Linked DNA regions of Mus musculus: region 2 is linked to region 1. Evidence: chromatin loops called from intact Hi-C (ENCODE). Cell type or tissue: left cerebral cortex. All regions are shown on one strand. Each heading gives the region's core, and the rest is flanking DNA. Links, peaks and the distances in the headings are about the cores only.

Region 1 (11,951 bases), core at 2,464-10,463:
CTCTCAGTTACATGTCATTCATGAGGATGACTGTTCCCGTGGAGCTCTTTCTATGAGTGCCAGTCACCCTTCAGCTCCTTCCTCACGGTGGCTTTCCTAACTGTTCCTCTCAGAGTGTATGACCCTTTCCTTCACTAGTCTGTGTTCAGGCCCACCCACCATCTCTGATTAGATGAGCAAACCTACCCTACAGGTAGAGATGGCTCCTTCTGCCCACTCCATCTTCTACAGAGATGAGAGATGCTGAAAGGGACTGGCCAGCTTCTCATGAGACTGATCCCACAGAAAGCTGTTACTTAGATAAAGGCCTCTACACAGATGTCGTCCATAGTCAGAATGAGGTCCTATTAGACAGTCCAGTCAGCCATCTCTACTTGGACTTGTCCCAGAGCTGCAGGGCTGGTGACTCAGTGCCCTTTATGTGCCGTATTATCCTGACCACCAGAGCTCCACAGGCATGCCCTGTCTCTTTCTTGAGTCCCATGAGGCATTAACATATTTATTTTGTATGTGGGGTAGTGATGGGGGAGACATTTGCAACCCCAAGTGCCCAACTGCATTCCCACATCTCCCTGGAAACCCTTCTTTGTTCTCCATAGTCTGCCAGCGGCTCTGAGAAGATCCCTTCAGGGCTGAAGCATTTGAGAAGTCAGGGCCAATGCTGAGAATTCTCTAACTCCCTCTCTCCAATGCACAGACAGACGGTGGAGTCACAGAGTATTGCAATGGGCGATCCGTTGCTTGGAAGGGCACTGTCCTGGAGAGCCAGGACCTGAGATTTAGAGCAGGAGGGAAACAAGCCCCTGAGGTATTGAATCCCTGGGTTATGTCACTCAGTTTGTTCTGGCCTCTCCTGACTGAGGGGACCTGGATATAGGGCCTGAGTAAAAAAGCCAGGCAGACAGCTCTTCAGACTTCTACTTCTCCTCAGCAAAGGGAGTTCCGGGGAGAACAAAGGCAGCCATGGAGGCACATGGACGGGAGTCCCCATGTGTCCTGTGGCTGTTTATGAGCTGCCTGATTCAGGATTCTCCCTCCAGTGGCAGATCCCAGGAAGGGACATTTGTTAGTTCACCTTGGTCTCCACATCACCAAGGCCTGTCTGCAGGAAGATGGACTCAGTCACTCTGCAGATAGGTACATGACCCCAAACACCTCCTGGGTCCCAGCAACTTGTAATGCTCCCACTTGTACCCAACCCTGAAGACTGGCAGACAGGATCCAGTCAGGTAAGGGCAGGGCAACTTACCCCTGGTAGGTCCTGCTGGCCTGGGAAGCTGGGGCTCAGCTGAGAAGGGAGGAAGGGAGAGGAGAGCAGCAGGCTCTGGTTTCCAGCCCTGGCTAGGCTCTGGTAGCCCAAGTTGAGCAACCACTAGCGTGTACCCACTGTGTTGTATCAAAGTCCCTGGGCTCTTCTGTTGTGTGCCTAAGGCAGTTCCAGGAAGGGTAGCTGTGGGAACATATCCCTGTGTGGGAATCTATAGGTTCCCCCTGGAACCCATGCTGTGGGCTTATGGAATGTCATTACTGGTCAGATGGCACAAGCCAGTGAAGTCACCCTCCCATGAAGCACTGCTCCCAGGCACAAAGCTGGTAGTTGGTGTAGGAAGTTAGTTCCCTGTGAGTGTGGGCACCTGAAGGGATCACTCTTGTTGTCACTATCACCACGCTGTGGCAGAAAGCCATCGAACTCAGCCACCATTGAAACAAGCCACCACTGTGGAAGCAGTGGGCCTCCTGTATTCATTGCTTATTCCCCTTCAGCCCATACCAGTACATCCTGCATGCCATGGTCCTGAAAAGCTGACTGGGACAATGCAGGAACTGAGAATGGGCAGACACGTACGGAAAAGCTGGGATGGGGTGGGCCGTGCTTGCTGTGGTGGGGCCCAGTGAAGCAGCATTAGGTAGTTCCATACGGAGGTCTCTGCTGGGGAGCAGTCTCAGGTGGCAGTCCTGAAGGAGGAAGCTGCTGTTGCTCATCTTTGCACCCGATGGTCAATAATTTGTAAACCCTGATTCTTGGATCAGAGGGAGACTTTTCGATCCCTCAGAGCAGAGTCTCACTTGGGGAAGGCTTTGCCACTCTGCTGGGTCTGAGGCAATGGGTCCTTGATATGGCTCTGCCCTTGCCAGCAACACACACTTGCTCAGGAATTCACACATACCCATCCCCCCCCCCCCCCCCCCGGCTCCCTCACTACAAATGCATGCCTAGGTCTCCTCCATCCTAAAAAAAAATCCTTTCTTTAATTTTTGTCTCACTAGAATTTGTACATGGTGAGCACATGGAAGTTTTCCCTAGAGACAAGTGTGACCTATAGATAGCGTCTCCCTTCCAAAGGCTGAGGTACCTTTGCCTTGGCCAATGCCACTCATGAATGCAATGATCTACTAGCCTCTGTAGAGGAAGGGGGTGGTTAGAAACTCTTGCCAGGCCAGTCAGGACCGTGCTACCCCAGGGCTGCTAGGTTCTCCTGGGAAGTCATCAGCCCGTGTGGCCTGGGCACTCAGAGCATACAGGCTTGGCAGAGCTGCCCACTGTCAGCTGTTCTCATGAACAGAGTTGGGGCAACTCACTCACTTGGCATTGCCGTGGTTCTCCACTGTTGCTGCCATTGGCACGTACTTGAGTCTCCTTTAGAGATTCCCCAGACCAGCCACCTTTGCCTCTGTTTTATATCAAGTGCAGTGTGCAGTGAGGTTGTGGTGGCAAAGGAGAACATGTCCAGTCCTTCAAAAGCAGAACCACATTGTCAACTTTGCTGGAAATCTCCCAGGACACAAGGTCTACCAGTGAGCTCATTGCGGAACCTCTCCCAGCTTCCCTGGAGGCCTGTACCAGGAACTGGATGTACCCAAGGAGTTGATGCTGTTTCCGGACAATTGTGTTATCATGAATCTATACTCATTTGGTTTAAAGAATGGTTGCTAGGACATACAAGCAACTCCTGTATATACTGGTACCCCATCAATGTTCTTTGGTCTTATTGTGACTTAAGCGTGCCTGCTGCTTCTCTAAAGGAGGGCTACACATCTCTGCTCTGAGGACACCAGATCTTGGCTAGTAGATTGTGGCTTTGTGCAGTTTCTTTAGATATCTACTCTTGCTTTTTAAACATGGTGGTAAAAGCCCATAGGGAGAACTGCGCACACTTGCTCTTCTGTGGGTTGCTTATATGGTGGCAGTCAAAGGCTGCTGGGGCCGCCAGTTAACTGGAACTGACTGGAGGCCTTAAAGTGGCTGAGCTACTATCACTGGGAACCTCAGAAAACTCCTCATTGAGCCACTGTTGGGAGACCCTGGCAGGAGCTATGACCTCTTATATCCTGGCCTCAGAATGACACTTCTGTCTTGATCCCTTGGCAAGGCAAGTCAATAAGGCTAAGACCAAGAAACAAGGTAGGAGGGACTGGAGGAACATGGAGAGGGGGCAGCACCAGAGGAGATGCTGGTGTTGCATATGTGCAGTAGCTACACACCCACTAAAAACAAAGGCAAGATGAGAAGACGACATGGCGGTTCATCTTAGCTGTCCTTAACAGATGAGTCGCTAACACAGTCACAGCACTCGTCATGCTGTTGCCTTTACTACTGTGATTTGGAACCAAAACTGCAGTGTGGTAGAGGTCAAGCCCACACGTGTTTGGCTTTCATAAAACCTTGGCTAGGTCTTGTTTTTAAAATAATTTCATTGCCAAAAAAATTTCCATTCTAACCCTAGTGTCCCCTAAACTCACAATTCCCATCAAATCATGACCTACTGAGAATGCTCTTTAAGGCTCTGGTCGGCTTGCTTGTGCACATTAGTCCTTTGTTCACTCGTTCACTCACAGCAAGGCCAGAGGCATTTCCAGATATGGCCAAAGCCTTACTAGGATGTTGGAGAAAGATGGGAGGGGACATCCTGCCTCAGGCACAGCACCCTGTCAGGTGAGCTACAGTGGGCACACTCGGCAGTTCTGGCCACTAGAGGGAGCCCGGGGCTCGCTGCCGGGTTCTGCGTGCTACTGGCCTGCCTTGGTAGCAGAGACTTCTGATCCAGTGCTCTGTGCCTCTCTGTACCTGTGCCTGGCTGCTTAACTCCACTGCACCCCACTACTTCTTATCTGTTGCAGGAGGGGGGTAGGGGAGGGGAGGGAGAGATGGGGGGAGGAAGCAGGAGAGGGGGAAGAGAGGGAGAAGGGAGAGGGAGAGAGTGAGAGAGAGGGAAAGAGAGAGAGGATGAGAGAGAGAATCAGATTTGCCTTAGGCATGGTAGGCAAGCTAAGTGAGAATTTGCATCTCATACCGGAGTCCTCCATTTTATTGCATATTTTTATGTACCATAGGTGTAATTAAGACTCCTTTAAATCAGGTTACTGAGTTTTTGAATTTGTGCACTTCATTGCTGAACCTGGGAAACAATCCATGTGACATAAACAGAAGGGAACTGCAATCCACATCACAGCCCACTCCCAGGTTCTTACAGTGTTCTCTCGGGGCAGCTGTGAAGCAAGGCTTATGCAGATCTCCGAGTCTCCAAGCTCCTGGTTACCTGGAGTTTCTCTTTGGGTAGCTTAAAACATCCTAGGTCAAGTGGTACCACCTGGATTTCTCAGAAGCTTTGGGGGCAGAGGCAGGGGGATTGTGAATTTGAGGGCAGCCTGGGCTCTGAGGACACAGTCTTTCCATGTATCACCGCAGGATACCTCCAGCAGTGTCTCCCCTCCGAGCACTTCTGTGGACTTCCAGTCCTTGTGTTTGGAGGCTGAGTGGGATACTTACTCCCTCCCCAGTGCCTGGCTCCTAACCTTCCATCTGAGCTCCATACATTGTCTATGTCCACCTTAAACCTTGTTCTGGTGGTGGGATCATACATCCAACCACACACCTGGCCATGCCATCGGGGGATCTGATTGGCATCTCACAGTTTTAGCCTATTGAGAACACGATTCTCCATCCTTGTAGCCTTAACCCTGTGGTTCCCACCTCCCCTGTTAAGGCAGTATTTATTCCTTGGTCCTCAGCGGGGCAGAGACCATACTTAGCCTGGCACTAGTTTCTTCTGCACAGCTCATTGCTCCACACACAGCTTACACTGCTGTGCTATGGTAACTGATGTCCCCAAATCTCAGAGACTCTGAACAAATGTTTCCATCTGCTTTTATTTCTGTGGCCCTCAGCACAGCTGGTCTCTGTCCATGTCTTCTTCATGCCAGAGGCAGAGCCAAAGCATCCGGCCTAATAAAGCTGGCAGGTCATGGCTGGAGGGAAGAGCAGTGACAACTCTGACAGCCCCTTAGGGTTTAGCTTCCTCTGTGACAGTGAAGACCCAGCCCAGGTGGGGCTCTTCATAGATGTGTGCATAATATTGATAACAGTCGCTGGCCACAGCAGCTTCTCTATGGATGTAGGATCGCATGGCTTATGAGGGTCAAAAAGACGTACCATCAAGGGGTGCTGTCTTAGTTACTTTTAAATTGTTGTGACAAGACACAGTACCAAGGCAACTGAGGGAAGAAAGGCTTTGTTGGCAGAGGGCAAGTTCATGGCCACTGTGGCAGGAAACATGGCAATAGGTAGGCAGGAATGATGCTGGAGCAGTAGCTGAGAGCTTACATGTTGAGACCACAACCATCAGACAGACAGACAGACAGACAGACAGTGCTAACTGGGAATAGTGTGCGTTTTTAAAACTTTAATAGTTCCACTAACTGGCGACCAAGCATTCAAACGCATGAGCCTGTTGAGAGGCCACTCCCATTCAAAACCACACAATGTAAGTACACAACTGGGAAATATCAAAGAAGGGCTGGAGAGGTGGCTCAGTGGTTAGGAGCATTTGCCACTTTTGCTGTGGACTGGGCTTGATTCCCAAGACACACATGGTAGCTCACAACTGTCTGTGACTATAATCCTAGGGGACCCAAGACCTTCTTCTGGCTTCTACAGGTACTTGGCACCCACAAGGTACACAGACATATATGCAGGCAAACAAACACCCATATACATTAAAGAAAAAAACTAGAAAATGGGGACCACATTACCTGTAGCCCAGGCAAGTCCCTAGGAGGCAAGGCTGAGGGCACAGCTATGGTGAGAGAAAGGGGTCATAAAAAACAGACATACCCACAAAAGTTCACCTCGAATTCCTACCCACAAAGTCTTCATTTAAAAGCCCAGAGTTCACCACAAAGTATCACAGCTGTGCATAGCTCTCTAGGCCTCCAGGACAGGCTACTATGCTTAAAAAGAAATCAGTGAAAATTCCAGATCTTTCTTGCATGAAAAGAGCAGAGAGTAGAATACATGTTCCCGTTCATTCCGGTTTGTATTGCTGTAATAGTGTCAGAATCACAAAAGCCTGTGCAAGCTCCTCTGGGGGCACAGGAGGGCCAGGTAGTAGGGGCTCTAAAGTTTTCAAAGCTTTTTTTTTTTTTTCATCTTGAGGTTTGAAGCATGTGAGTGTATTGCTTGATCCCTCACAGGGACCATGCTGAGCACACCTCCTCAGACTTCGAGTTTGCAGCAAGGAACAGCCCCCACGACAACAGCACACCTCCTCAGCTGTCCTCTGCCATTTCTGTGGCCCTGCAGAGCAAACCCTCTGCCCCCCCCCCACCGCCACCACACACACACACACACACACACACACACACACACACACACACACACACACACATACTCACACTGGTCTGAGATCATCAGCCCCACAGATCTTGGCAGAAACAAGCTGCAGGTCTAATTTGTATGGCAGAGGCATCCTGCTCCCTGGCCATGGTCCTGGCATGGCAACTCTCCCAGGAAAGCAGAGAACAAGGAGCTTTGTCCTGTCACCGATGGGGACACAAAGGCCCGGAAACATGGGCTGACTATAAGGAGGGGGGCACCTGTGTGGCCATTTGGCCTGCTGGGGACCCCTGCCTGTTGCCAAGGAGCCTATGGCCTCTTACCTCCCTGGACCCTGGACCACAAGCCCCAGGGTGCAGAGAGCTTTTGCTTTGCAGCCAAATGCCCGCAGTCTTGACTCAAAAGACCTGTCTCCAAGGAAATGGGCCTTCCTGTCCATGTCCAATGTCTAAAGGGGACAGAAGGGGTAGTCCTGTGGTTCTGGAAGGATCCTACAGTATCATCACCATTTATAAGCACAAGGGTGCAGAGGAGGGGCTAGGTGTCACCATCTCCCACCCAGAAACCGTGTTTCAAAAGACGGTGACGTGTGAGACTTGCACATACATTTGCCGTCACGGCTGGGTGGAGACATCAAACATAAAGGGCCCTGCTCCCAGTCACTTGCTGCTCATCCTGCCACCCAAGGACTACAGGCTGGAGTGGAGGATGTATGTTCTTTGGGTGTGGCCACTGTGCTGATCTCTCTGTCTGTTGACTTACTCATTGCAAAGGTAAGCCAGACATCTGCCCCTCCTGTGCCCAGGGACACTTGCCTAGCTGTTACCACTAATGCCACAAGACAATCCCCTTAAGCCCACGAGCTCTGTGCTGCACATGCATCTCTTCAGAGCCATCCTCGGAGCCTCTGTCTCTCTGTCTGTCTGTCTGTCTGTCTGTCTGTCTGTCTGTCTGTCTGTCTGTGTCTCTCTGTCTCTGTCTGTCTCTCTGTCTCTCTCTGTCTCTGTCTCTCTCTCCCTGTGGGTGCTGGCAGCCAGACCCAGGCCTTCTGAGAGAGCAACACCCACTCCTAACCTCTGAGCCATCTCTATGGCCCTCACAGTTAACATTTCCAGCAGGATGTGTCTATTGGCAATGAATTTCCTCAGCTTTTATCGGACAGAATCTTTCTCCTTTACTTCTAAAAAAAATTTTTGTTTTATGTACAGTTCAAGTCACTGGCTTTGCTTTCAAGTGTTTTAAATTTTTACCCACTCTCTTATTTATTTTATTTACTGAAAGGTTTATTTTTTAACTATGTGTATGTTGTCTGCATTTGTATGAGTATATACCACTCAAGCACAGTGGAACAATGTGGAGGCCAGAATGGGGTATTAGATCTCCCTGGTGCTAGAGTTTCAGGCAGTTGTGTGAGGCCAGACATGACTGCTGGGACCTCTGAAAGAACCATTCAGGTATTAACCACTGAGCCATCTGGCCATCTCATCAGCCCCCTACCCCTACTCTCTCCTTGCTCACTTTGTCTCTGGCAGAAAAATTAAAGGTATTCAAAGGTACCCTTGTGAAGTAGTTTCTTCAGAGTCCTTCTAGATTTTCTCTCTGATTCTCTGCTAAAATATGCTCATCTAACCTGTGTTCTTTTTTCTCTTCAGTTACAGAGCTTCTGTTGTTGACCTTTGACCGCATCCAGTCTGTGTTCTACCCACTGAGGACATCCATATTTAATGTCTTTACATTTTTATCTTCTTGCTCAGAGTTAAGATCTGCATCACATTGCTCCTTCTCCTGACTGCCGCCTGCTGTCTTCCATAGGAATCGCAATATATTCAGTCTGGTCTGCCTCCCTGTCCAGTCACCTGAATCATGTCCTGCCTGGGTCCCCCCCCCCCTTTTTTTTCCTTGATACTGCAGACTATGGCTTTTCCTTTTAGGATATTTTGAAACTTTTTGCTGAAAGCCAGACCTGAGGCATTGGTTGACAGGAGTGGTGTTTGGTGTTAAATGCTATGTAAACTTAGCTGGGAATGGAGCCGTGTTTAACACTGTGTAATGTCTTAGGGCTCCTATCACTGTGAAGAGACACCATGATCACGGCAACTTTTTTTTTGTTTTTGTTTTTGTTTTTGTTTTTTCGAAACAGGGTTTCTCTGTATAGCCCTGGCTGTCCTGGAACTCACTATGTAGACGAGGCTGGCCTCGAACTCAGAAATTCGCCTGCCTCTGCCTCCCGAGTGCTGGGATTAAAGGCATGTGCCACCACGCCCGGTTTCATGGCAACTCTTATAAAAACAAAACATTTAATTGGGGCTGGCTTACAGGTTCAGAGGTTTAGTCCATTATCATCATGGAGGAAACCATGGATGCCTGCAGGCAGACATGGTGCTGGAAAGGCAGCTGAGAGGTCTACAATTGGATCTGCTCAGTAGGAAGAGAGCGTGACACAGTCTAGCTTGAGTTTCTGAAACTTCAAAGCCCAGCGATACACTTTCTTCAACAAGGCCACACCTGTTCCAATAAGGCCGCACCCATAATAGTGACACTCCCTGTGGCTAGAGGGGGCCATTTTCATTCAAACCACCACTCTGACAATGCCTGTAGCTTCAAAGTCCATTGTCTCTCTCTCTTTCTCTCTGGACATCTTGACAGTGGTAGCCTTGGCTGTCCTGGAACTCACTGTGTAGACCGGGTTGGTCTTGAACTCACAGAGATCCTCCTGCCTCTGCCCTCAAGTGCTGGGAGTAAAGGTGTGTTCCACCATGCCCTACTCTACTCTATTCTTTTTTTTTTTTTTTTTTTTTTTTTGGTTTTTCGAGACAGGGTTTCTCTGTATAGTCTTGGCTGTCCTGGAACTCACTTTGTAGACCAGGCTGGCCTCGAACTCAGAGATCCACCTGCCTCTGCCTCCCAAGTGCTGGGATTAAAGGCGTGTGCCACCACCGCCCGGCTACTCTATTCTTTTGATTCTTCTGTCATCTTTGTGTTTCTCTGAGAAAATTTCACAACTATGTCTAATTTAGTGAAGTATATGTATGGGTGGGAACTATGCCATGTGAGGGGTATTAGGAGGTCAGAGGTCAGTTTGTGGGCATCAGTTCTCTCTTTCCACCGAGTGGATCCTGGGTATAGAACTTAGGTCATCAAACTTGGCAACAAGCACCTTTGTCCACTGAGGTGCCCCCCTGCCCCCCCCCCAAGCAATTCTGAAAGAGAGTCTTTCTCTTGCAGATCTTTCAACTGTAACCCCTGAACCCAGGCTGGAGCATGCTTAATATAGGGAGAGGATCTGTCTCCTGAGAAGGGTATTCTTGGGTTGTGGCCATGAGAGATCATTCTGAAAAAAAACCTCTGCCCTCTCTCCAGCTTAGGTGAAACACAAAGCCAGATTTAGGGGCTGGAAGGCTGGCTTCATTTTGCACCAGACAACAATCTGGCAAAGTCCTGGCAGTGTTGGCTTCCATTATGGAGACGGCACTAAGAGGGTTTATAAATGGGTACTATTTTCCTCCCTCTGACAGAGGCACAAGACAGTGTTTGTTTTGTTGAGACAGGGTCTCTTTTGTAGCCCAGATGCCTTGAACTTGTGTTCAGCCGTTGGCTCCAAAGCCCTGGATGTATAGGCCTTTGCAACCATGCCAGGCCACAAGGTAAACATTTTTATGGCTCTTCACCATGGAAAACAGTGGGCTTCCTGGACATCAAACTGTGGGGATTTTACCCTTGACTGTGACTTGGAGCATCCTGCTTTCAATTCCAGTGAGACACCAGAATGTTATGTGATTCCAATGGTCCACAGCACCCCACCCCCACCCCCAGCTAAGCTGGCCCTGGCTATTTTTGCTGGTCCATGGTCTCCACCCTAGGTTTCTGTTTCTCTTTCCCAGAACTGCAGTAACAGAATGCTGCAAATCAGGGCGCTGAAAGCAGAAATGCATGTACTTGCAACCCTTGCAGGTTGGAAGCTCACCGATTGCCAGTCTCACTGCTTCTGAGTCATTGGGGGGGAGGGGGGGGGAGATCCTGCATCTTGGCTGGCCCTGGCTTGCAGTTGTGAACACCTGGGCTCTGCTTCCATTGTCACATGGAAACCACCACCCTCGATCCCTCACCCCCAGCTCTGTCCCATGTCTCTTCTCTACCCAAAAGGACACTCTTCATCCTGGGTGGAAGACCCAGATCTGCTTCAACGTGACCTCATCATCAGTGATTTAAGTAATTCTATACTCAGTACTGTTCTTTCCCACAAGGCCCTGGGCTGAGGTGCTGGGGACTAGTTCCTTTAGCATAACCTTGGGGGAGGGGCATTGCTAACTCTGTAGAACTCCTTAGCCACCAGTGTCTACAGACTTGGGAGCCATGCCTGACCCTCTTGCCCACACCCTCAGTTCTTAGAGAGCCGGATGAAAACTTAATGTTGTTCAGTTTTGCTCATTGTAGGATGCAGGTGATGACCTCTGAACTCTTTGTTCATGGAAGCAGAAGATGGATGCCAATTGTTGAGTTTACAGGGGATTTAACTCCTTCTTTTATAGACTCTTGGGTCCTGGGTGGAATCAGCATGGAAGGCCCCCTGGGTAGCACAAGCCACTTCCACACTTGACACCTGCTGTCTGTCACTGATGCTGGTTCTTTTATCAAGCACATTTATGGATGGCTAGACTTGGTCCAGCTACTCTGCACATAGCACTGGGTCCTTGCTGTGGTGCTACACACTCTGGCATTTACACAGCGTAGGCTAAGCACAGGGTGGTAGGGTGTGATGCTCAAGGAAAGGAAATGAACTAGGTCGTGGCAGCACACACTATTGATCCCAGTGCTGAGAAGGCTGAGGCAGGAGGATCTGAGTTCAAGGCCAACCTAATCTACAGAGTGAGAGAAACCATGTCTGGAAAAACAAACAACAAACAGAAAAACAACAACAACCAATAGACTTTAAAAATTGTTTCAAAGGGGTCTGGAGAGATGATGGCTCAGTGATTAAGAGCACTGACTGCTCTTCCAAAGGTCCTAAATTCAATTCCCAGCAACCACATGGTGGCTCACAACCATCTGTAATGGGATCCAGTGCCCTCTTCTGGTGTGTCTGAAGACATTGACAGTGTATTTACATTAAATAAATAAATAAATAAATAAATCTTTTAAAAAATTGTTTCAAAGGTAAAGAAAAATCATGATTATTGTTAAAACCATCACTATTCCAGAAAAAAAAATTGTCATATAAACTACAGGAGAGGATCTCCCTGTATCATCAAACTGTGCTTATTAACTCACTGGTGTGAACTTTGCCTGACTGACAAAGCTAGACAGTAAAAAAAAGTAAGTCTGGAAGCTAAGAAAGGCT
Region 2 (11,951 bases), core at 2,745-10,744, 72 kb after region 1:
CCTTGAGCTTCAGTGAGAGACCCTGTCTCAAAAAGCACGGTGCAGAGCTACTGAGGAAGACACAAGACAAGCATCTCTGGCCTTCATGTACATGTGTACCTGAACAAAGGAGCACACACACACACACACACACACACACACACACACACACACACTGAAAAAGCACAGCATACACTACACTATGGCCACTTCCATACCTGGCTGGACTGCTGGAGAATCAGTGGGCTATAGCACTCACAGGGCTGCACCCCACCCCCCAAACACTCATTAGGCACATCCCTGTGACAGATGACTGTTCTGTACCTCGATTTCCCTCTGTAGAACTGTTGTGAGGACGTGATGAACTAATGCCTGCGTTGGGGGTGCACAGCAAAGGCTGAGACACCATAGCATCCCTGGGCCCTTTGGGGTGGGAAGAGAGGCAGAGAGGAGAGGGGCATGGATGATCTTGCTTGAGAAAGGGGTAAAGCCAGGGAGCATGTAGGGGAGTGTGGGGAGCCAGAGCAGAAGGTTAGACTGGGATTCAAACACTCCAAGGTGTTCTCTGCCTTTTAGAGGTCAGATCGGTTTCAGGGAGTAATGGGCTACCGCAGAAGGTCACAGACAAGCGAAGGGGTTGGTGGGGGACTCTCCAAAGCTTGGAATCATCCCAACACACCGTGATGTGTAAGTGTGACCTGTCACTACCACCAACCATCTTCATTGCCATCTCATTCCATCCTGGCCAGATCCAGAGTCTCTGTGGGTCCATCTTCCCTCCTGACTGCAGTAAGGTATCTCTGCCCATCCCACAGCCTCTGGGTGGAAGACTGGCCATGCACAGGGAATTGCAAACCTTCTAAGCACAACCCCAGGCTTCTCTGATATCCAAGAAGATCCTAAGGAGCTCACACAATAACACAACCAGCCCTTTCCTGAGGCTGATGCTGCACAGGGACCTTGATCAGCATACCACGTCCCTAGTCTTGCTGAGTGGTTCTGCCTGAACAACGAATCTAGTGCAAGGCTCAGGGTCAGAGCTAAGGCCGTCCTTGGACACCTTGTGCTTCCTGGAGCAGCAATATGGTGGCAAGGACCTGTCTCCCAGCCCTCATCCTTGACAACATCTCATAGCCCGCAGCTCTGGCCTGGCCCCTTGCCCTCTGGAGATGCCACTTAAATAGGCAGCGCTGGTCAGAGTTCAGGGCAAGCAAGCCTCAGAGTTAGGACTGTTGGATAAGGCTATTCAGTGGCTTGCCCATAAGTCCCTGTGCGTGTGCACACCTGCCAGTTCCTAGGCAGGACACCTTTGGGGTTCTTCTTCAGAGTTTGACTGTGGGAAAGTGGAAGTTCACTTCATGAAAAGAGGGCACAGTGAGGACCCCCACACTAGCTCAGGGCTCCAGGAAACAAAAAGGGCCAGACAGGAAACCAGGGCCCCTGTCCCATTGCCCCCTCCAAACAGGGACTACTGCTCTTCCCTTGCTCAGTAAACACCCTTACCCCCAGGCCTCTCTGTCTGGGCTTTTCTTGCTCTACAACCCACCCACTTATTATCCCACAGACCTACACTGCATCTACTCACTAAAACAGGTGGCTCAGAGAGGTGGAGACCGCAGGTCTAGGGAGCCCAGCATTTGAAAAGTTGTGAGAAGACAGTGATGCCTCCCAGGAAGGGCCTCCACAACCCAAGACACTGCTGGGGGAAAGTTCCTTTTCTGACCAATTTGGAGTTGGAAGGGAAGTTCTGCCACTGTCATCCCTCCATGTTCAGTCTCAGCAGGGCAGCACCTGCCCTGGGGCCAGCACCACCAACTCAGAACCAAAGCCTGGCTCACAACACCACCTCTGTGACCTGGTATGACCCACACCAGGTACAAGACACATATGATCACACAATACATAAGCAGGTGTGCCCATACACAGCAGGCATCCATTCAAGTGATCTAGCTCTATGAGTCCTCAGCAGACACAGATGAACCACATCAGACAGAGATAGACAGGCACACACATACACTAACACTGCTGGCACACATCCTAGCTATGAAGGCCATATCACCCTAAATATGCAGGCCACCGGCCTCCTAAAGATAATGAGCAGCATTCAGAGGCCAGGCCAGGGTGACTGCAGGGTTCCATGGTCCCTGGCACCACATCTGGCCATCTGAGGCTCCTCTCCCTGAAGTGCTGGGCACCCTTTTGCCTGGAACATAAGTCTGAGGTATTCTGCCATCTTTGACCCCCTCATAGCCCAGCCATCTATCCTTCCTTCCAGTTGTCCTCCATGGCTTTCCAAACATACCTCCTTGTCCCCAGGAAGAAACAAAGCAAAGCTGAGCCCACACCCGTGAGCAGTTCTTGTCCCCGGGCTGGAGGGAAGTGTCATTTTCTAGTTCAAGTCTTGGGGCTCACAGTCCACTCAAGAGTGCTACGGCCTGGGTGGTTCTTAGCCAGTCAGTTTCCATGTACCTGACCAAAACTGTCATGGGTGTGATGGTAGTACTTACCTGGAGGTGCTGTAAGGCCTGCATGAGCCTCTGGCCTGTGCCCATGTGCCACCAAACTCAGCTGCCCCTTTGTTGCGTTTCCTTCCACTTCAGCCTAGCCCCTCATCTTCCTTCCATCCCAGCCTGAGAGATTCCACACAGCTCAAGCCTCAGCAAAACTTACCTGGTCTTTAAAGAGACCAGAGACCAGGTGGCTTCCAGATTTAGTCTCCAAGTGGGACAACAACTGTCATCTCTGATCCTGTCCCCTGCCCATCCCTTGCTCCTTTCCTAATCCACCTCATCTAATGGAGAAAGGGACCTTGTCATACACTCGGGGGAGCAGAGATGAACCTACTTGCTTGTGCCCAGCCTATCCAAAAAAATACTGACCTCCAGCCGCAGCCTGGCCAGGTGCAGGCAAAGGGCTTCTCGCCTGTGTGCCGACGCAGGTGGGCCTTGAGGTGGCTGCTCTTGGTGTACATCTTGCTGCAGCCTGGGAAAGTGCATTTGTGCATTTTGAGAAGTTCTGCTGCTGGGTTCTTGGGAAACTTCTGGCCCACAAGGAGGCCAGCAGGGCCGGGCCCTAGGGATCCTGAGCCAATAGGTTTGGCGGCAATGGGCACAGGCGCAATTCGCACAAACTTTGAGGGCAGGTTCAAGTTGGAGGATGGTACCACTTGAGGCAGGAGTGCAAAGGTCTGCCCCTGGATGTTGACTAGAAGCTGGGCGACCTTGACGCTCTCTGGGGCCTGCCCTGGGGAGGCTGGCCCTGTACCTGCCTCCTGCTTCACAGCAACAGGCTGGATCTGCAGTAGCACCGGCACGGGGCCATCATGTGCTGGCCCCTCACCTGCACTTTGGGCACCACCCCCACTCGTGCCACCTGGTGGTGGGGTACAGCGCTCTCTCCCAGCAGACTCTGGATGAAGGTGGCTCCGGTGTGACCCAGCTGAGAGCTGGCTACAGGTCTCCAGGTCCCTGCTACCGTTCTCTGGGGCCTCCTTGACCTCAGCCTCCATGTTCTCTTCCAGGAATTCTTCAATCTCCTCCAGGGTAGGCTGGAAGGGCCTGGAGACGTCATCAGTGTCCCCTGACAGAAATTCAGGGAAGCAGAAATGTTCCTCCTTCACAGGCACAGAGGCTCTCCTCCATGATCCCCAGGTCACAGGGCCACTGCTATCTCCAATACCTCCACTGCCACCACCACTGCCCAGTGTGGCCCGGGACAGGAGGAAATCCAAGATGCTGCCCTGGGCCTCAGGGCCTGGACCCGCACTGTAGCAGGAACAGAAGGCTTGCGAGTCAGGGCTGGCACAAGAGCAGGGGCTGGAGACATCGCTGTCATCCTCCGAGATGGGCGAGGGCAACATGTGGTATGGCTGCCGGCTGGCCAGCCTGTCCCCTAGGTAACCCACTGAGCATTTCGGTGACGAGAAGGTCTCGTCCACTGGAAGCAGGTGGTCCACCATGCTGGCCTGGCCGAGCCTGTGGTGACTGCAGAGAGGGAACAAGGGAGGCCAGGTTAGAAGGACTGCTTACCAGTGCCTTGCAGCCCTCACCCTCGGCTGCCTGCCCAAGGCCTCCTGTGGCCAAATGTCCAGATCCTGCTTCCATCCCAAGGGAGAATGGGGCCGGCGAGTATGTTTTCAAAAGTTGCATCACCCTATTTGCAAAAGAGCCCTCCCTCTCCAGGCCCGTTGCACAATCCAGGGCACTTCTGGTTTCAAACATTTTCCAGAATGATCCTGGAAAAGAATAAGACAAGGAACGCTCTTGTCCGCGAACAGCTGAGGCCACGAGGAGAGAGGGAGCCAGAGAGGGGAGGCCCTGAAAGTCGCCAGCCCCTGGACTCTGCTTCCTACCTTGAGTCAGAGAGGGGGTGAGAAAGGAAAAGGCCATTTGCATTCTGAGCTCAAGGTATTGGGGCTTCTGTAGGGTTTCCAGATTAAGCAAATAAAAACAGGCTGCTTGTTCGATGTTGACTTTAGATGTTCAAAAATGAACATCTGTGGATGTGAGCATGGTGTCCCCAGGACTGGAAGGGATGGGACACACATCTGTCTGGGCTGCCCATGCTTTAATCAGGTAGCCATACTTTAGAAAAAGATTAAAGACCATTTAAGTGCCTGCCTGCCTATGTGGTGTTTCTCCACAGTCTAGTTCTCAGACCTTTATCAAGAGTCGAGAGCCACCGTTCTCCATGACTGGGAAAAGTCTCACATACTTGAGCAAAAACCTCCTTCCACCATAACATCTAACACCTTCCTGCCATAATGAGCAAGGTCCAGCCCCTGGCTGTGAGTCCATAGAAGGTCAGAGAGCCCAGGTGTGGGTAACCTCCTTGAACCCTATAGCCGTTGGGAAGGATGGGGGTGACATTCGCCCTTGGCCAACGCATGAGAGCAGAGCCTCCTGTTCTGCCTCCCCAGCCCAGCTCTCCTGTCTGGGACACTCACCGACTTGGGGGGCTCAGCAGATGCCTGTGTCCCTTCTTGGCAGCACACTCTCCTGGGTCCCCAACACTCAGCACCACACCAGGTATCCAAGAGGGGCTCAGAGAGCGGGGATCGGAAGGAAAAGGGAAAGCTGTGTCCTCTGAAGCCAAAGGCCATACTAGGTCTGGTATCCAAGAAGAGTCAACAGTCTCTGGCTGTGATGGGGCCACCTCTCTGGACTTTTGTCCCGCCCAGTGACCATGTCTGCCTGTGTGATTATCAAACTGATGGGGAGGATGCTCAGGCTGCATCCTGTCCACCTGACTTCAGGTCCACTCTACAGCCTAGCACCCGGTACTGACCAGCTGCCGAAAAGCCAGTCATCCCGCTACCGTGTGCCTTAGTCTCCCCAACTGTTCTATGTCTCTGTGCTCCATAAGTTTCTCTCTTGCTGTAGAGAACAGAGGCAAGATCTGAGACCAAAGGTAATCTTGCCAAGAGGCAATCTGAGTTTAAATACTCAGTTTAGGATTTAAAACTGGGAATGTGTTCTAAAATACACTCTTTACCAAAGCAGGGTCTGGGAGGGTATGAAGCGCCAGAAGGGCAGAGCCCACCCATTCCATTCTCCCAACCCCATCTCATCCACCCTACAGCTATCAGCTGTGCAACCTCAGGCAAATGGCATAACTTCTCTGTGTACACATCTGGGTACTGCTGGTACCATCTGGCTCCTAGTCACTGCACACTCAGTGAACTCATGTATACTGAGCACTTACTAATGTCTGAACGGTCACACAAATGCAGGGAACATGGTGTCCCAGGACCCAGAAAAGGACCACCTAAGATCTCCTGCAATGAGATGTGACTGGAGACGGACACACTACAACACTGAGCGATCAGTCGATCGGTCACACGCTTTCAAAGGAGATTGTGGTATCGATTTTTGAACCGATAGAAACGGAGGTCTGATATGAAAGTGAGCAGCAATTTGGGTGGGCATAGTGACTCATGCCTATAATCATGGCACTCAGGAGGCTGAGGCCAGAGAATCATAAATTCAAAGGCAACCACGTGGGATCCCACTGAAACACAGAAGGAGGGAGAGGGAGAACAGGTAAGAAAGTAGGGTGACAAAATAGAATTACATCGGAAGGAGCCCCTCCCCCCAAAATGTTTCAGATTCTTCCAGGACTCAGAGTACTAGGGCCCTGCCCGCGCCCAAACTGCCCCTCTAACTGTTCCAGGCCTGGATCACCCTACTGAGCCCTGGCTTTGGCGCCAATGGCCCCCTTTGTGGAAGTCCTGGCTCTCTTAGCATTCCAGATGGGAGCTCATTATTTAAATCTCAACTCAGAAGCCACTCCCACCTTGGACAAGCCACCAGGATTATATTCTTCACGGTCAGGTATCACTGTGAAAACTGTCTTGTATGCTCAAGCCCCACCAGAATACAAGCAGTCTTGACTGTTCACTACAGGGCTAGATCTAGAGTCAAAACCAGACCTAGCCTTTGCTGAATGTTTCCAGAATCCAGGAGTAAATGCAGGAGTGGAGTGGCCCTAACCGGTTATAACACAGGATCTTAAAACAGTGCTGAGCAACCCTGGGGACACTGAAGTACTGAAGGCCCAGGGGATCCAGGACTTCCTGGACCCAGGACTTGAAAGCCCAAGTGCCAGCGATCAAGCCGGTCCCAGAAAAACAGCAGCACGTGGCGTAGCCAGAGGCGCAGGCTGCGTGCAGGGGGAGGGGGCACCCTGTTCTGGGCACGGTCCCCGGCAGGCCGCTGGACTCCGCCCCCTCTCTTAGCCGGCCAGGCCTGCTGTTTATCCTCCCGGGGACACAGCGGCTGTAGGAACAACATGTAATTGATAACAAGCCGAGAGCCGGCCAAGGGCTAGCCATTGGGTCAGCGTGCAAATCACGGGGGTGGCGAATGGGGGCCGGTCTTCAAAATAAGAGTCTTCTCCCTGAGGAGTCCGAAGGCCCCAAAGTTACTGCCATTCTCGCACCTGTAGGGCGGCGGGGACTCCCCATGGTCGGGGGCAATATCTGAAGGACTCAGTCAAACATTTGAGATTTCACCTTCCCATACCGTGGTAGCAAACCTCCCCTGTGCCCTCCAGGGGAGAATGTTTCCAAGAGGGATGACCTGCCCCCTGCGGCTGCTACCCTCAGCGGTCCCTCCGGTAATGTTTGTTCAGAGGGGCCTGAGGACTCTGCGTGGGGATACGGAACATAAGCGCACGCTGCGGGTACGCGCAAATGGGTGTGAGTTTGTGTCGTGTGATTGCGTGTGCTGGGCGCAGTGCAGCCGTGCGGGTGTCCGCCAGGTGCCCGCGCGTGGGTGCCCACCCGTGGGTGTGAAGTACGTGGGAAGGAGGTGGCTCGGACTCTGGCGCACAGCTTCGGAGAGTACCTTACCCTCCGCCCAGTGACCCCCTTCGCGTCCCCTCTTAGGCCACCGCAACAGTGACCGACAGTAACCTCTCCGCCCCTTGGTCTCCAGGCCCCGCCATATGGGAGCGCAGGTCCAGGAGTGCCACGGACGCGCGTGGGCTCCGCGGGCAGAAGCTGCGCACACCGGATTTGCCCTTTGCAGGCCCGGCGCGCTCACGGGGGTCCCCGCATTTCCGGGGTCCCCTCATTTCCCGGGCCTCCGCGCGTGGTTCCTACAGCGCGCGCCAGGGGACGGCCCGTGATCCCCAAGGGAGGACCCACGCGGCCGCGGTACATCGCGCGTCTCCCACCTGGACTCCGCGTCGCCTGGCGCGGCCTCGCGCGTGCGGCCCGGCTCCGTATGCGGCCGCGCGTCCAGCGCTCCTGGCCGCAGCCCGCACTCCCTGCGGCCGAGCTGGGCGCTCGCCGCTCGCCGCTCTCCCCGCTCTCCGGCCGCTCACGTGACGCCGCGGGCGCCGCGAAGGCTCGCAGGAGGCTCGGCCTCGGGCGCGCGCCCCATTGGCTAGCGCCGCGCGTCACGCGCCCCCGCCCCGCCTCGGCCGCACCCTCCCGCTGCCCACGCGCTCTCCGGTCTCTTCGTGGATCTGCACTGGGTCCTCCGATGCGCACGTGAGACGGGTTCTAGAATCCACTGAAAGCCCGCAGAGTCCCGAAGTGCAGACCACGTGGGACCTCGGGAGCGGAATCGTCCCTGCAACCCCCTCCGCATTCCTAACAAGGCCCGATCTAGTAGGGACCGTGTCTAAAGGGACCAATTGTAAAAATACATCTGGTCTTTCCTCCAGCGGTCATGGTTACTCACGGGAATGGACGCTCACTGCGCTACCCTAGACTTCTGCGACTGACAAACTGCGGAGGTTTGCTGACCACCACCAGTGGCGGCACCTCCCCAAAGACTGCAGGGTGCTTCTGATCTGCAGAGGGAGTTCCAGATTGCAGTCCCAAGCCATCATAGACAGCTTTTGCACCGGTTTAATGAGGAAAGTGAAGCCCAAGAAAACACGTGAGCAGAGAGTGCTGGGTACCCTGCTGTGCACTTTAGCCTACACTGCCTGGCTTCAAACCCGGGCGGCGTGAAAAAACCCGCTGAGAGCGAGCGTGGGCCTTCTTAGCCAAGCAGATAGAGGGCCAGGCACAGCCAGGTCTGTCTTGTCTTTCCCCTGCTTCTTAATACCCAGGACATTTGGACAGACCTTCCTTCCTGGCGCTTCCTACCTGACACTGCGAGGTGGCCAGCCTTTCCCCTTGCTTCTCCAAGCCGTCCCTGTTGGGGCCAGGATTTTTAGCCAGATCCCTTAAATAAGGATCTGAGGATTCTCCAGGTGAGTGCCCATGATCCAGCAGTTAAACTGAGTCTTAGCCAGAGCACGGAAGGAGTCTGTGCTTAGCACAAGATGGTCATCAACGTTCTGATTGATCATAGGCCCAGTCTGAGTCTTCCCCAGTATTCTACAGCCAGTGAATAGCTAGCCAGGGCTAGCACGCAGAGCAGGTGGGGTTGGCTAGTCCATAAAGTTGATTGATCCTATCTTGTCAAGGGAGGGCAGGGTCAGGCTGGGCCAGCACACTTCTCCATAGCCCTGCCTACCCTGGGCTCTGCATTCCTCACACTCTGTCTGTCCAATGTCTCCCACCCCCAGGGAGAAGTGCAGTCAAAGATCAGAAGCTTGAAAGCAACAGTGTAGCTGAGCGGCCTCAGTCCACAGGGAAGATGCCCCAGCTGTCTAGAAGCCATGGCCAACCTAGGACATTCTGCCTAAACCTGAGTCACATTAGGCATCCTTGCTTCAGAACCTTCCCAGGGCTCCCAGCTCACTCACAGGAAGTATATATAACCCCATTCTCTCAGCCTTCCTCAGTCTCTTTTGGGTCCCTTTGTTCCATGACCTCTCTTTCTCAGGTTAACCTGCCAGGCGCAAGCTCAGGACCTTTGTACATGCTGTTTGTCTGAGTATGATTCCCTTCCCAACATTCCCATGGCTCCCTCCTTCACTCAAGTGGCATCTTCAAGGGAGCCTGCATTTGCCCCCTGCTCCCTGCTGCATCCCCCACCCCCCATTTTCCTATCCAGTTTAACAGTTCTGGAGACTTACTATTTTCTAATGTATTAGAAGTTTTTATTTTATTCTGTAAACTCTTGTCTCCTACGGAGAATGTAAGTGGCATAGCAGAAATTTCTATGTGTTCCCAGCCCAGGACTAGAATTTGCATCCCCAGCATCATGTAAAGGTCAGGTAGGTCTTGAAGCTGTCTGTAATTTTAGGACACAGAGGGCAGAGGAGGCAGGATTCCTAGAGCAAGCTGCCCGCTGGACCAGCTGAAATCTGTGAGCTCTGGGTTTGGCAAGAGACCCTGCCTTGATGAATTTAGTGGAGAGAGGTGGGAAGAGTCACCAAATCTTAGCTTCAGGCTTCCACATGCATATATCCACATATGATGTGTGCCCACATATACAAACATGCATGCTCACACCACACACAGAGAAAAGAATTAAATAGGCTTCCAGGGACTTACCCCCTAAACAGGAGATAGTTGGTTCCTGGGGAAATCAGAACAATTTTCTTGTAAGAAGCATAAAAACTCCCACAGAACCTTCCAGAGTTTGCCTTCATGTCTGCTGTGCTCCCTCTCTGCTTCACCAGCAAGGTCTGATCATCCATGCATTCTCAGACAGCAGTCATATAAATCCTAAGCCAGCTTTAGCTCCCACCATAGCCTAGATACCTCTGCATGTGCATCACACTCCAGGGCCAGGATCAGCCTCAGTGCAAGGCATTCCTGTTGACTGAGGGAAGAGGGCACTCGATCCTGACCACCTGAAGGCTCCCATGAGCAGCAACACACTCATTTCCCACCATCTAGACAGAAAAACAACCCAGTGTAGCAGGAAGGACTTATGCACTGTTTTTCAGTCATAGCTAGGCACCAGGGCATCCGACTTGCAAGGCAGACTCTCCCTTGTGCTACATTTCCACTCTTACTAAAGAGGAGGAAAAGAAAACCAGGTGGTAGGTGTAAGCTCTTTGATGCACAAGTGGCTAGGCCTGGACCCCAAGACGTCTCTAACGCTGGTGGCTGGCATTTCCAGTCCCTTGAGGTAGGAAGAGAGGCCAAGCCCCACCCTATATAATAAAAATGCCCAAGGTCAGGCCACAAAATGCCTCTAATCCCAGGACACTCTAGAAAGCTTCACTCACAAGAAACACTGTACAAAGCCTGCCCTCCGCTCAGTATTTTTGCCGATTCTTTCTCACCCAGGCAGAGGTAGCTACCCTCCTGCATCTTTCCCAATAAATCTGTTGTTCGAGGTTTGTTGTGTGGTGTGACTTTGTGGCGTTCTAAAGCTTCCAACTCCCAGGATACCTTTCCCCTCAGAGCTGTAACACAGTAGGAACTCTTCAAGGGAGGCCTCAGTGGGGGCAGAAATATCAGCAGCAGAAACATCCCAGAAAAAGCCATCTGTCCAAAGAAATGCTAGCATTGAATGCCTAGTCTCTGGGAGCCTTGTAAATGTCTAGAACAATATTTTGGTACCCGAGGGATTTGTATTTCTGTACATTTGCAGGTTTTTGTTGTTTGTTTGTTTGTTTGAAACAAAGCATTGCTGTGGATCCCAGGCTGGTCTTGAACTCACAATGCTTCCAGAGTGCTCAAAACACACCAGGGTCTAATTGTGTTCTCATTTTTAAAAGCTTAATTTAAAAAATATTTCCATTTATTTATGTGTGTGAGTGTTCTTTAGGTGCACCCCACGTATGCAGTGCTGGAAGAGGCCAGAAAGGAGCGTTCAGATCCTTGGAACTGAAGTTACAGATGGTTGGGAGGTGGGTGCTGGGAATCGAAGCTAGGTCCTCTGCAAGAATAGCCAATGCTTTTAAACTCTGAGCCATCTTTCTAGCCTCATATATTTTAATTTTAAATATCCTTCTAATACAAAGACTTAGATTGCATTTTAAAAGAAATAAAATGAATATAAATTATTTGAGTAAATAGGCTTTGCCTGTAAAACCATCTGGTACTGGGTCCTTTTGGGGGTGGGGGTTGATATTTTTCCTACCAGATATCACACATTTAATCAAGATACATTTGATTTTAGATTCCGTCTCTCTTTTTTATTCCTGCTTTGGAATGGCTGCACCTTCCCTCCCCTTAATAGTTGCTATTGAATCTAGGGCATCATACATTCAAGGTAAGCGCTCTACTACTGGGCCCCTGCCTCAAAGGTAACCGAAAAACATGTCTTTCTCATCGTCAGGGGCATATTCTTTTATTATTTCCCTCTTTCCTGAGATATGCTCCTGGGTGGGTCCCTCCTGTTCAGCCCTCTACTCAGATGTCGCTTTAGCTCATGGCTTTCTCAGTCACCTCGTCTGAAACCGTGTCTGTGCTGCTCTCTGATCTCTGGCCTTGATTCATCTTATTTCACAGTTCTGGTTTTTTATTTTTCCTTTTTTACTCATGTGTTATTGTCTATCTCTTCCACAAGCCAACTAGCTCTAGAGATCATGGATTTGGACTGGAGCTAGGGATCTTGCCTAACTTGTACTAGGGCCTGGGTCTGATCTCCCAGCACAGCACGCGTGTT

The links. Peaks named below come from ENCODE experiments on the same cell type or tissue, not always from the same donor. Only the 100,000 strongest peaks of a DNase experiment are listed, where the experiment ranks them.
Region 2: a loop joins it to region 1, with 5 times the contacts of the local background. A loop is called at or near these places in 6 of 42 quality-filtered maps.

The regions. Positions count from the first base shown.
Region 1 is chr6:90,530,171-90,542,121 of GRCm38, reverse strand. No RefSeq gene overlaps it. Among named protein-coding and RNA genes, the nearest start is that of Aldh1l1, 15 kb to the left of the region's middle. In left cerebral cortex, for the core only: CTCF peaks have their summits at 3,966 (motif pointing right) and 8,400; DNase peaks (open chromatin) are centred at 3,967, 6,820, 8,403 and 10,086; H3K27ac peaks cover 399 bases.
Region 2 is chr6:90,458,431-90,470,381 of GRCm38, reverse strand. Klf15 (Kruppel-like factor 15) reads right to left here and starts at 7,806. Exons shown (of 3, transcript NM_023184.4): 1 at 7,657-7,806; 2 at 2,859-3,962. The coding sequence starts at 3,937. In left cerebral cortex, for the core only: a CTCF peak has its summit at 7,175; DNase peaks (open chromatin) are centred at 6,200, 6,724, 7,206 and 7,903; H3K4me3 peaks cover 2,818 bases; H3K27ac peaks cover 4,160 bases.